Regions from separate parts of the Homo sapiens genome. Here region 1 is linked to region 2. The links are chromatin contacts, found by Hi-C or POLR2A ChIA-PET in ENCODE. All regions are on one chromosome and are shown on one strand. The core of a region is the stretch at or near the end of the contact, and the rest is flanking DNA. Distances in the headings are between cores, read along the strand shown.

Region 1 (6,063 bases), core at 2,207-4,706, 400 kb before region 2:
AGAGATGGCTGGAGTGATGCCCAGAGCTCTGAGTTCCAGAGCTGTCCCACGTGATTGCTCTGTGACAGGAGGTAAGGCCAATCACCTTACCTTATGAGCCTTTTGGGTTTTAAAAAAATGTGTTTTAATATAATATAAATTTATTACAAAAAAATTGTATAGAGATGGAGTCTTAATGATATTGACCAAGCTGGTCTTGAACTCCTAGATTCAGGTGAGCCATCTCGGCTTCCCAAAGTGCTGGGATTACAGGTGTGAGCCACTGTGCCTGTCCCAGTGGCAAGGTTTAAATATGCTATATATTACAAATAATAACCCACTGAATTATCACAATAACCCTTAGAGGTAGATGTGATTTTTTTTTTTCTTGAAAAAGGATATCACGATGTTGTCCGGTTTTGAACTCCTGGGCTCAAGCGGTCCTGCTGTCTCAGCCTCCCAAGTAGCTGGGGCTATAGGCACATGCCATAGAGCCCAGCTCAGATAGATATGATTTTTATTCCTATTTTAAAGATGATGAAACTGAGGCACAGAGATGTTAGGCCACGTGCTCAAAGGCACACAGCAAAGAAATTGCAGAGCTGATGATTTGAACCCAGGCTGTCTGGTTCCAAAGCTGAAGTTATGAGACAGAGGCTCAACCTGAGTGCAGAATCTGGTTGAGGCAGTGGTATAATTTTATTTTAATTAATTAATGTATTTCTGTTTTGTGAGACGGAGTCTTGCTCTGTCACCCAGGCTGGAATGCAGTGGCATAATCTTGGCTCACTGCAACCTCCACCTCCCAGGTTCAAGTGATTCTCCTGCCTCAGCCTCCCAAATAGCTGGGATTACAGGCGCCCGCCACCACGCCTGGCTAATTTTTGTATTTTTAGTAGAGATGGGGTCTTACCACGTTGACCAGGCTGGTCTCAAACTCCTGACCTCAGTGATCTGCTGGCCTCAGGCTCCCAAAGTGCTTACAGGCGTGAGCCACCATGCCCGGCCAACAGTGGTATAATTTTAAATCTGAATTCAATCTGAATGAGCTGACATTTAAAAATTGGGAGATTTCTTTCTTTTCTTTTTTTTGAGACGGAGTCTTGCTCTGTCTCCCAGGCTGGAGTGCAGTGGCGTGATCTCGGCTCACTGCAACCTCTGCCTCCTGAGTACAAGTGATTCTCCTGCCTCAGCCTCCCAAAGAACTGGGACTACAGGCGCGTGCCACCATGGTCAACTAATTTTTTCTATTTTTAGTACAGACAGGGTTTCACCATATTGACCAGGCTGATCTCAAACTCCTGACCTCATGATCCACCTGCCTCAGCCTCCCAAAGTGCTGGATTACAGGCAGAAGCCACCGCACCCAGCCAAAATTGGGAGATTTCACCTAAAACATCCTGTTTGGGCTTTTTTTTCCCCCTCGGGAAATGAGATCTAGGCCCACCTTCCTGCCCAGTTAGCCTGTGGCTGCCTCCCGTCATCACAGAACTTGAGGAAGTGATGATGTTACGCTGTCCTCCTACCTTTGAGAGGTGTTTGCTCTGCCTTTCTGACTGGTGGGAGCTCTGGCTCTAGTGCTCAGAGCCTGGAGGGGACACCTGGGAACTTGCCTGACCAGTCCAGGGACTTCCTGAGAAGCCCAGGAGACACAGGGATTCAAACATAGCTCAGAGGAGAGACAGAGTGAGGGTGGGGAAGGGAGTAGCTGAGATTGCAGCAAAGCCTTGGGCAGATGCAGAGGGTACGGATCACGTCCACAACTCTCCTCAGGCCCAGCCTCTCTCCTGAACCCCCGACTTGGGCCTGAAGCCTCCCTCTCAAGGGTCGCCTCACTGTCCCCAAGTCCCTCCCTGTACCTCACCATGGATACCCCTCTCCCTCCCCTACCCAGCCCACCAACCCCATGGCCTGTCCACTAGGCCTCCCGAGTGTCTCTCCCACCCACCTCCTCCCTACTCTACCCATCCTGGTCCTGTCCTTTGCTCCCCCTTGGCTCCCTGCCTCAGTGTCCCCCTTCTGATACACCCTCCACAAGGCAGCCAGGGGAATCTTCCTGAAAAATAACAAACCTGACCCTGATCTTCCCTTGCTTGGAAACTTCCATGACTCCACAGCACCCAGGGGTGGAGTCTGCACTCCTCAGCCTGGCACTCACAGGTGTACACCTTCCCTCACCATCATTTGTGGTCACACCCACTTCTCTTTTCTTTCTTTCTTTTCTTTTCCTTTCTTTTTTTTTTTTTTTGAGACAGGGTCTCAATCTATCACCCAGGCTGGAGTGCAGTGGTGTGATCTCAGCTCACTGCAACCTCCGCCTCCCCGGCTCCAGCGATCCTCCTGCCTCAGCCTCCTGAGTAGCTGGGACTACAGGCTTGTGCCACCACACCTGGCTAATTTTTTTTTTTTTTTTGTATTTTTTATAGAGACAGCGTTTCGCTATGTTGCCCAGGCTGGTCTCAAACTCCTGACCTCAAGTGATCTGCCAGCCTCGGCCTCCCAAAGTGTTGGGATTACAGGTGTGAGCCACCGCACCCAGCCTCCCACTTTGTTTTAATAACACTTTTGCCATGGGACATCCTACATCATTTTACTATTATCTTTCTGTCTAAATTCTGCACCCCTCCCACTGCCCTTACCATGCCAGGCCTGGGATCCGGTCAGCTCCGCCCCAACCCAAAATTCTCTCCTCTTTCTAAGCTTCACCCATTGACCACAGTTCCTATTTTCTAGGATTACTGGAATATAGTGACTGTGAGGATTAAGAGTGCCTGTACTTCAGGCTCACAGCAAGATGTGTGACTCTGATCACTGCTGGAAATGGGGAAACTGAGGGGAAGCCAAGAAAAGAGAACTTCTCGGCTGGGCGCGGGGACTCACGCCTGTAATCTCAGCACTTTGGGAGGCTAAGGCGGGAGGATCGCTTGAGACCAGGAGTTCGAGACCAGCCTGGGCAATATAGCGATACTCCGTCTCTATTTAAATATTTTAAAAATTTAAATTAAAAAAAAGAGGAAAGAAAAGGGCCCTTCTCAGAGTTACCGGCTCAGGATTCCCCATGTCCTACCACGCACGTCATTGCCCGAGCCACCCCATTCAATCTCAAAGCGACTTCAAGCGCACACCGGGAGGGTGTGAAGGTGGCAGGCAACGCTCGCTGCCTGATACAGCGATTGTCAGGTGGGCTTCAGGGAAAAGTCGTGCAGTCCCCTTTCCGCGATACTCCCTTCCACCGGGACTCCACACCCTGTCAACCCGATGGTCCCGACAGGCCCCCGACGTCAGGGTCCTCACCTGATTTCTCCACTTTCACCTTCACAGGGAACATGGTTTGGGTCCGGGATCTGGCTAGCTGGGTCAGAGGCGCCCCAAAGGGCCTAGGGTCACAAGTCAAGGCGGGAGAAGGCGGGGACAGTTCAAAGATGAGCTTCGTGGGCCACGGGTCCTCCGCCTTTGGTTGTGTCCAGCCTGGACCGTGGCCACCACCCTTCTGTGGGCGGGCCCCTTCGGCAGTAGCTTGTTCCTATTAGTTATTGCAGCCGTCAATCTCGCATCCTGACCAATTGAGAGCTGCCTCCGTAGTCTCCCAGCTTTAGGTCCCACCCACCTGGGGCTTTGCTTCCGGAAACAAACCATCTACCCCCTAGCTTCCTGGGAGGTGTAGTTCCAGCTTCCCAGACTCACCCTGAGTAACAGCGCCTGCGCCGCGCGGGGCACGGTGGGAAACAAAGGATTAGGGCATCGCGAGGCTTCCCGGGACTTGTAGTGTGAGAAGGGTTGAGCAACACCAAGTTAGCTCTTTACCGGATTTAACCAACCGTTGGGGTCCCTTCATCCCTAAGAGGAAGACTAATGTAAAATAACGTTGGGTTCCCTCTCACTGAGCACTCGCTAGGTGCCAGGTATCTGTTAATCTCTTTGCAGGTACAACTTCATTCATTTTGCAAATATTTATTAGTGTGTCGGGCACTCTTCTAGGCATTGGAGACACCTTGAGGAACAGAATAGACAAAAATCCCTGCGCTAATGGAGCTTATCTTTTAAAGGAGGGAAGATAAACAGTAAACAAGTAAATTTTAAGTGAAATGTAATAGGAGAAAGAATATGATCTGGGCGGGGCATGGTGGCTCACGCCTGTAAATCCCAGCTCTTTGGGAGGCCTAGGCAGGCAGATCACCTGTGACCAGGAGTTCGAGACCAGCCTGGCCAACATGGTGAAACCCAGTCTTTACTAAAAATACAAAAATTAGCCGGGCATGGTGGCATGCGCCTGTAATCCCAGCTATTCGAGAGTTTGAGGCAGGAGAATCGCTTGAACCCGGGAGGCGGAGGTTGCAGTGAGCCGAGATCGGACCTCTGCACTCCAGCCTGGGTGACAGAGCAAGACTCCATCTAGAAAAACAAACAGACAACAACAACAAACCCCTCTCCCCCCCCAAAAAAAAAACCCACAAAAAAAGTGTAGCCTGAAAGGGACATAGGAATATCAAGGTGGTGATTGAATTTTAAATAAGATGGATGGTCAAGGAAGGATTCTCTGAGAAAGCTCTTGACTATTTTTATTTTTGCAGACAACACTTCCTTCAGAAAACGGGAAACTTCCATTTGTCACACGTCTTGGTCCAGATAAATCCCAGGAAGTAGCATCGTGATCTACACTTCTGATGAGAATACTGCAGCCCACAGTAGGAAAGTTATATTTTTGAATTCACGACTACCAGTACAGGATAACAGCCCCTAGAAATGGAAGCACTAGGCCGATCCTACCACTGCACTCCAGCCTGGCTGACAGAGCAAGACTCTGTCTCAAAAAAAAAAAAAAAAAAGAAAAAAGAAAAAGAAATGGAAGCACTATTCCTTTCTTAGTTTCTCATCTAATAGTTTCCTGAGCAGGAAAGTTCCTAGTTCAGAAGATTATGAGTAGTATGCACTGTAAAAAATGTACATCATGTCTAAATACTAAGCCTCGTACAAAGCTCTCAACAGATGTTTTTAAATATTAATAATCATTTATGCCTCAACCTCTAAAAGATCCCAGGAAGTCAGTATCGAAAGTTAGGGTCCTTTATTGGGGGATGTCAGCAGAGAACGTGGGACATGAAAACAAGTCTTAGGAGTTTGAGAAGGGGCTCCCAGGACAGGCTCCTCTGCTTTAAGGAGCCTGTCCTGGGAGAATAAGCAGGGCCCCAGTATGTGCAGAAGTTGTCAGGGGGTGCCCAGGGGTATGGTGAAGGAGAGGTAGTCCCCAAGGGCACCCCAGCGGGGCCGGTAGATCTGGAAGATGGTGATCCAGGAGGTGAGCACTATCACCCAGAAGAGGAAGCCCACAGCTGAGCGCCAGACATCTGTCATGGGAAACAGAAGCTGGAAGGGTTGGCCTCCGGCTGCTCTCCAGACTTCCCTAGACCAGCCTTCCCTTCTCACCCAGAGCCCCAACATTTTGGATCCTCCATTGTCCCTTCCCACCAAGATTCCCCGCTTCCCCCTCTCCCCTGCCACTGGCCTCCCTCCTCTGTGCTCTAGACTCACAGCCTTTGATTTGGCTCTGTTCTGTGTAGGCTGGGACAAGGAAGGCCTCTCGGAAGAACCAGAAGATGTTGACCAACCAGAGAAAAGGCAGGAAAGCAAACCCCCCTAGGGAGAAAGAAAAACAAACAAACAAACCCCAAAACCTCATAAGGCAATGAAGATCTTCTCCAACTCCCACCGAGATCTATTTGGAAGAAACTCTCCCACACCCAAGTTCAAATGGAGATTTCTGTTGTCAGGGACTCAGGAATCTGGCTCCTCTTTGGGATCCAGGAATCTGATTCCTCAACCATCTCTTTCACAGGACCCAAGAGTCCAGGCCCTCAATCCCCCTCCTCTCTTGGGATCCAGAAATTGAGGCCCCAGCTTCCTCATTCCTCAGGACCCAGGCCCTCCCCACTCAAATCCAGGAGTCGGCGTTCGCAGGTCCTTCATCTCTTAGACTTAAGAATCCAGGCCCCGAGGCCCTCTTCCCTCGGGTGCTCTAGTCCAGTCCCCTCTCTTCTCCTGGGACCCTAGCGATCTGCCTTACCCAGGTAGTACTTCCGGCACAGG
Region 2 (5,796 bases), core at 3,297-5,796:
TGGGACTTGCCCCCTTGCGTTCTTGCCGCACACACTGTCTTCAGGCCAGGACCCCTTCCCAAGTAACCGGTCACCAGCGGATTAAGCACCACACTCCAGGCACCCGTGATGAGCCCCAGCTTCCGCCAGGAGCCTCCTAGATTGGGGTACAGGAAGCTGGCCACGTTGGAGGCGTTGTAGGGTCCTACGCAGAGCAGCAGCGTGAGGAGGGCCCCGCCGGCCACCCAGGCGGCCCGCAGCTTCCGCCTGTGCGTCAGGCCGGAGCGGGCCAGTGCCCGGAGGCAGCCCACGTAGCAGAAGGCTGTGATGGCCAAGGGCAGAAAAAAGAGCAGGAGAGAGAGGCTGAAGCGGGCCGGGCCGGCAGAGGCCGGGTCCCAGGCCTCCAGGCAGACCGGAGAGCCGTTGACCGGTGTGTTGATGCCCAGGGAGGTGTTGCTGTGGTCCAGCCAGCCTCCTGGAGCCTCCAACCCAAAGACCAGACCCAGGTGACACAGGACGAGGGCCCAGATGGCCGCGCACACCCCCCAGGAATAGCACGGCCTCCGGAAGGCTTGGTAGCCCAAGGGGAAGGCTGCTCCCAGGTAGCGGCCTGCACTCAGGGCGGCCAGGAAGCCCCCGCCGGCATAGAGTGGGAAGAAGTGGGCCACCGCGAAGACGGGGCACAGCGAGGCCGGCAGAGGCCAGGCCCCGGAGGCTAGCGCCTCCACCGCCTTCAGGGGCAGAGAGACTGTCAGCAGCAGGTCGGAGCAGCCCAGGTTCAGGGCGTAGACCAGGCTAGGGGTGAGACGGAGCCGGGCGTGGGCCGTCGCGCCTCGGATGGCCAGGACGTTGAGCGGGAAGCCCAGCGCAAAGGCGGCCACATAGAGGCCGAAGGAGAGCTGCGGGGGCAGGTCCATGGGGCCGCCGTCCTGGCCTGCACGGCTCCTGTGTGCAACCTGGCTCCCTGTCCTCAGATCTTGGGGCCCCGGAGAGGAGGGGCTCCTGGGATCACTCGCGGGTTCCAGCCCTGTGTGGAGAATTACAATTCACCTGGTGGGATCAGGGAGGAAACGAGGCCCACAGAGAAAGGCAGCAGTCAGGGAGCAGCGGAGCCTGGATGAGAAGCCAGGACCTGTGGCCCCCAGTCCTGTGCTTTCTCTCCACCATGTCACCTCTTAAAACCAGGGAAGCTCCTGCAGCGTCACAGGAGATAGGATGTGGCGCACAGGTCCCAGAGGAAGAAAGCTTCTCGATTTCTGAGACTCTGTGGGGAGGAGGGGTGGAGAGAATTCAGAACAGGGCTGGGCCCACAGCCTGAGCCTTCCCTGGGAATGGGAGTTTGACTCCTGAGCCCACTGCCCTCCCTGGTTCCCTGGCAAGGCAGGAGCTGCCCCCACCCCCCACCCACATTGGAAAGCCGGCGGGGCAGCAGGGAGGAGAAGGGTGTGGATAAGGTGAGGGTGTGGCCAGGGACAGGAAAAGGGGGTCCCCCAGGGAGAGCCCAAGGGTCAGCCAGGCCCCATCCATGTCACGGTTGAGCTTAGCAGTTCTCAGGGGCCACCTGGGCAGGGGGTCTGGGGGTCTGGGGAACAGTCAGGTGAAGAGAGGAGCCACAGAGAGAGGGACCCACCTCCTGGTGCTGCCAGATGTCTCTGAGGCTCAGCAGTCCCCTCAGCGGGCTGATGGAGGATGCCCGGGATGGGCAGTGAGCCGGAAGGGGAGGAGGGCGGGTGACAGGGCCATTAGCCTGAGGTTCTAGCAGCTTGGGTGAGCAGCTAATGGGGCATCCCGGCTGGAGGTGAGGCCACGCCAGAGGAGGTGAGGGGCTGGGAAGATGCAGGAACACAGAGGGGCCAGGGAGGAATTGGGGTCCTGTCTGGGTAGGGGCCGAGTGTGTAGCCAGTGCCTCTCAAGAGCAGGGCTTGGGGGCTCGGCCACAACCCAGCGCTATTCCCTCCCCAGCCCTCCTGCCTGTTCACACCTGCGCTGGGGCCAGGTCTTCTCCACCCTTGATGCACCCCTGGGCAGGTCCCGGGCCTCACTGGCTCACCCCTGACAACACAGGGTGCCCTGTGACTGCAGCCATGAAGCCATCTCCAAGTGGCAGTGGGTGTGTGGGGTAAGGAGTGATCACACCCGGGTGCGGTTCTGCACAGGCTGTGGGCTTGTTTTAGTTTTTGCGAGGAGGGCCCCTCTGTTCTCCCTCTGCTTCCGCACTAGCCCCATGGTGGTGGCTTCCGACCTTCCCAGGGCTGGAGGAAGGAGCGGGAGGAGGAAGGCAAGGGGCGGGGGCAGCCTCTGCTGACCAGCACTGGAGGGCCCAGGTTGTGGCCCCCACTCTGCCTGTCAAGGGGTGGCACAGATGTCCAAGCCGACTCCCCCCAGGGTGCATGGCTGGGGACACTGGGGGACACTCCCCAAGGCACAGGGAATGTGGCACCGGCCGGCTGCGTAGCTTCCTTCTCTCAGCCCTGGAAGTCCTCCCAGCCTTTCATGTTTCCCACTGGGGTCACCTGAGCCTCCCAGGAGGACCTAAGGAAGATTTCTAACCTCTCTGGATGCTCTCTCAGGTGTGCCCACGCCTGCTGGTGAGAAGCCAGCTCTGCTCTGTGATTCTGTCTCTGTCTCTCAATGTGCCCGTGTCTTTCTGTCTGTCTGTCAGTCTGTCTCTATTTCCTGCCTCAGAATGACAACACAGCTCTCCACATCAGTTTTCTCAGGCGTGTATGGGTCACCTGACCACTCTGCCCCTTCCGAATTCCAGGTCCCCCATCATAAACCTCTCTCTGTGTGGCCTCCTGGCAGCTCTGGTCACCAGGCTTCAGGGGGGACAGCAAGGGGGTCTCAGCCTATCACTAACTCCCTCAAAGACACCATCTCACTGCTTTTCATACCTCGGAGCCACTAAATTGGTCCATGCTCGCCTTTTTCTCGAGAGCAGCACCTGGGGTGCAGCGCCCGCTGTGAGCGGAGAACTGGCCTCCTACTGTTCAGTGTGTTGTTGGGAACTGAGAAATGGACAGAATGGAGGAAGAATCCACAGCAGTGTGGTTTCCCCTCCTGCAGCAAGAGCGAAGCCCTGGGGAGCCATTGGGTTTTCCAGATCTTCTCTGCTTTGGCCCCACCCACCTGGCGTCTGGATCTTTGCCCAAGGTCACCTTCTCCGAGGGCCTTCCCGGGTGCCTCAGCCACACTCATCCCTCCTGTGAATCTCACTTTTGTTGTCTTTCTTCAGTGCGACATCGTCTTGGCTGGCTCCTGAGCTAGAATGCCGGCCTCCTGAGGGCAAAGGCTTTGGTCTGCTTTGTCTACTACACGTTGCACAGCAGGTGTTTGGGAACCTAAATGCACGATCCATTGTCTGGACCCTGGGAGGACTGTGAGAGCTGGGGTTGTGGAGGGCGGCCTGCGTCTGGAGTCCTGGCCCCCTAGCTTCCTGGCCACCTGCTCTTCACCTGCTCTTCACGCCTCAGCAATGTCTATTGATGGCCATATCTCATGGTCAATCAGCCATGTAGTAGGTTTATGTCAGCAGCTGTGCTGAGGGACAGGGTGGGAAGGGGAAGATGCTCGATGGTTGCCAGGGAGCTTAAGCCAGGCCCTTCAGGCTTAGGACTGCCTCAGCTCCCTCCAGGGTATCTTGCCTTAAAAACCCTTGGCGGCTCTCGACTAGAGATCCCCAAGGTTGGTCCTACGCCTTATCTTTTTGGTGTCCTAACAACTGGCTCTGTACTGGGTGCATTTCCAGGTGCTCAGTATCTGTGTGCAGAATGAATGAAGAAAGAGTTGAATGACACCAGACCCCATTTTGGGCACAGACACCCCAACACCCTCCTGTCTCATTTAAACAGTTTTTGTTGTTGTTGTTTTGAGGCGGAGTCTCACTCTGTTGCATAGGCTGGAGTGCAGTGGCGTGATCTCGGCTCACCGCTACCTCCGCCTCCCAGGTTCAAGCGACTCTCCTGCCTCAGCCTCCCAAGTAGCTGAGATTACAGGTGTGAATCACCACGCTCAGCTAATTTTTGTATTTTTGGTAGAGACAGGATTTTACCATGTTGGCTAGGCTGGTCTTGAACTCCTGACCTCAGGTGATCTGCCCACCTTGGCCTCCCAGAGTGCTGTGATTACAGGCGTGATCCACCACGCCTGGGCTTTAAACAGTTCTTAAAGCCTCACCTTCCTCCAGAAAAGTTAATGGTGCTCACAAGAATCAAACCAGGGACAAAGTGGATTGATGGGGCGATCAAGGCCTCCCTGAACCATAATTCCTAGAGTTACCGTCCGGGTACTGAGCAGAGATGGGAGGGAAAGGAAGGTGGGAGAGGAAGGTGGCAGTTTGGGGACACCTGCCACGTGCCAGGAGCCAATCTCCCTGATGATCAGATAATTACACCCCTGCCCTCTAAGGAGAATGGGCTTTAGCCCCTTTGCAGAAGCAGGTGAATGGGTGGAGAAAGATCAAACCCGAGAAGCGGAGAGGGGAGCTGGGGCACCTAACTGGAAAGTCTGAATCAGTGAACAGAATTAGAGAACGGGTGCAGAGGACCTCGAATGACAGAAAAGCTGTGAGGTTTCTCAGGGTGGCTGGTCTTCAAGACTTTCTCTGGCAGCTATGGGTTGTGCAAGAATTGGGTAGCGTCACTTTTGGGAAGAGCTGTTTTGAATCGGCTTCCCCTTTTCACATTCTTCGAAAAATGCAAATAAAGGATGGAGGTTGGTTTTCTGGGGGACTTTCGGCTTCTGTGCTGGGTCTCAATGTGGCTCCAGCATATAGAAGACGATGCCTCACTTCCTATCGTGGGCCACCTGCGTGGTAGGCAGTGGCCTTTCCCTCTCCACTTTACAGATGGAGAAGCCGAGACTCAGGCAAGCTGGCGAGCCCTGCCAAGATCACCGGGCTAGTTAAGCCGAAGAATCAAGATTCAAGTTCTCATGTTTGTCTGTCTGCAAAGCCAGTATGCTTTTCCTAACAAGACACCAGACTCTCTAATCTGCTGGTTTGATCAGTAAACCACTGTGACTCCATTTCCTTCCCCCCAGGCCCCATGAAGACTTTCCCCTCTCCTCATCCCCACTCTGACTCCACAGACTGAAAAGAGTTCACTGGTTCTTTGAAGTGGCATCTGAGCCATTTTTATTGTGAGCTCTGTCTCCCTGGCAGGTTAATCCACACCAGTGTGTCCATCTCAAACCCGGAGTCCCCAGAGTCAAGGGGCCGCTGATACGTACGTCTCCCCGTGCAATGCCTCACTTCCAAAGGAGAAGCCAGGCCAGGACTGGGCCCCTTTCTACTTCGTTTCTGTCCTTTTCTGGGCTTTCCCTCAGAGGCAGAAACTGGGCATAATATTCGTGAGTGGGGATGTCAGATCAGGGGTAGAGGGCCAGAGAGATGGAGAAGGGAAGGAAAAATGATGACGAGCAGATCCCAGGAGGGACACAAGCAGCTGGGGGTGGAGATGGCCAGTGGCCGTGGTGGGGGCAGGGGGAGGTGTGCATGTCAGGGCAGGTATTTAGATGGATTTCTGGGTAGCAAGGAGAGTGGAAGAGAACAGGGGCAGGAGTTTTGGAGGTTTGGGGTTACCCTCACCAAAAAGACTGGCTCTGAGCCAGGCACAAGGTTCTCCGCAGTGAGTGTGTGTGTGTGTGTGTGCGTGTGTGTGTGTGTGTGCGCACATGCGCGCAGGAGGAAGCCATGTGGCGGTGTCTGGGGAAACTCGGGGACTTCCCTGGCCCCCGCTGCCCCCAGTGCCTCTGCTGCAGCCCATCCAGTGTCAATGTTTGAGGATCACATAGTCCACATTTTCTTGTGCCTGAGGC

Evidence for each region. A loop is a pair of places that touch in the nucleus more often than their neighbours do. ChIA-PET counts read pairs that join two places held with the same protein, here RNA polymerase II (POLR2A). Pooled maps may share reads with other maps.
Region 1: a pooled map shows a loop between it and region 2 (4-fold over the local background). The contact joins the promoter of LIN37 here to the promoter of FFAR1 in region 2. A Hi-C loop is called at or near these places in 1 of 37 single-sample maps with no recorded cell type and 4 of 50 pooled maps. POLR2A ChIA-PET finds 5 or more read pairs at or near these places in 2 of 52 experiments (GM10248 and activated B cell).

The regions. Positions count from the first base shown.
Region 1 is chr19:35,745,969-35,752,031 of GRCh38, reverse strand. It overlaps LIN37 (lin-37 DREAM MuvB core complex component), which reads right to left and starts at 3,456. Exons shown (of 9, transcript NM_019104.3): 1 at 3,274-3,456. The coding sequence starts at 3,307. PSENEN (presenilin enhancer, gamma-secretase subunit) reads right to left here. Exons shown (of 4, transcript NM_172341.4): 2 at 6,041-6,063; 3 at 5,509-5,613; 4 at 4,513-5,324. The coding sequence ends at 5,185. RefSeq lists enhancers at 3,207-3,326, 3,173-3,687, 3,727-3,786, 3,688-4,202.
Region 2 is chr19:35,346,652-35,352,447 of GRCh38, reverse strand. FFAR1 (free fatty acid receptor 1) reads right to left here and starts at 4,546. Exons shown (of 2, transcript NM_005303.3): 1 at 1,610-4,546; 2 at 1-1,243. The coding sequence starts at 896. It overlaps CD22 (CD22 molecule), which reads right to left. Exons shown (of 14, transcript NM_001771.4): 14 at 5,087-5,796. The coding sequence ends at 5,751. RefSeq lists enhancers at 1-262, 2,052-2,191, 2,232-2,281, 4,695-4,774, 5,375-5,474 and a silencer at 3,216-3,416.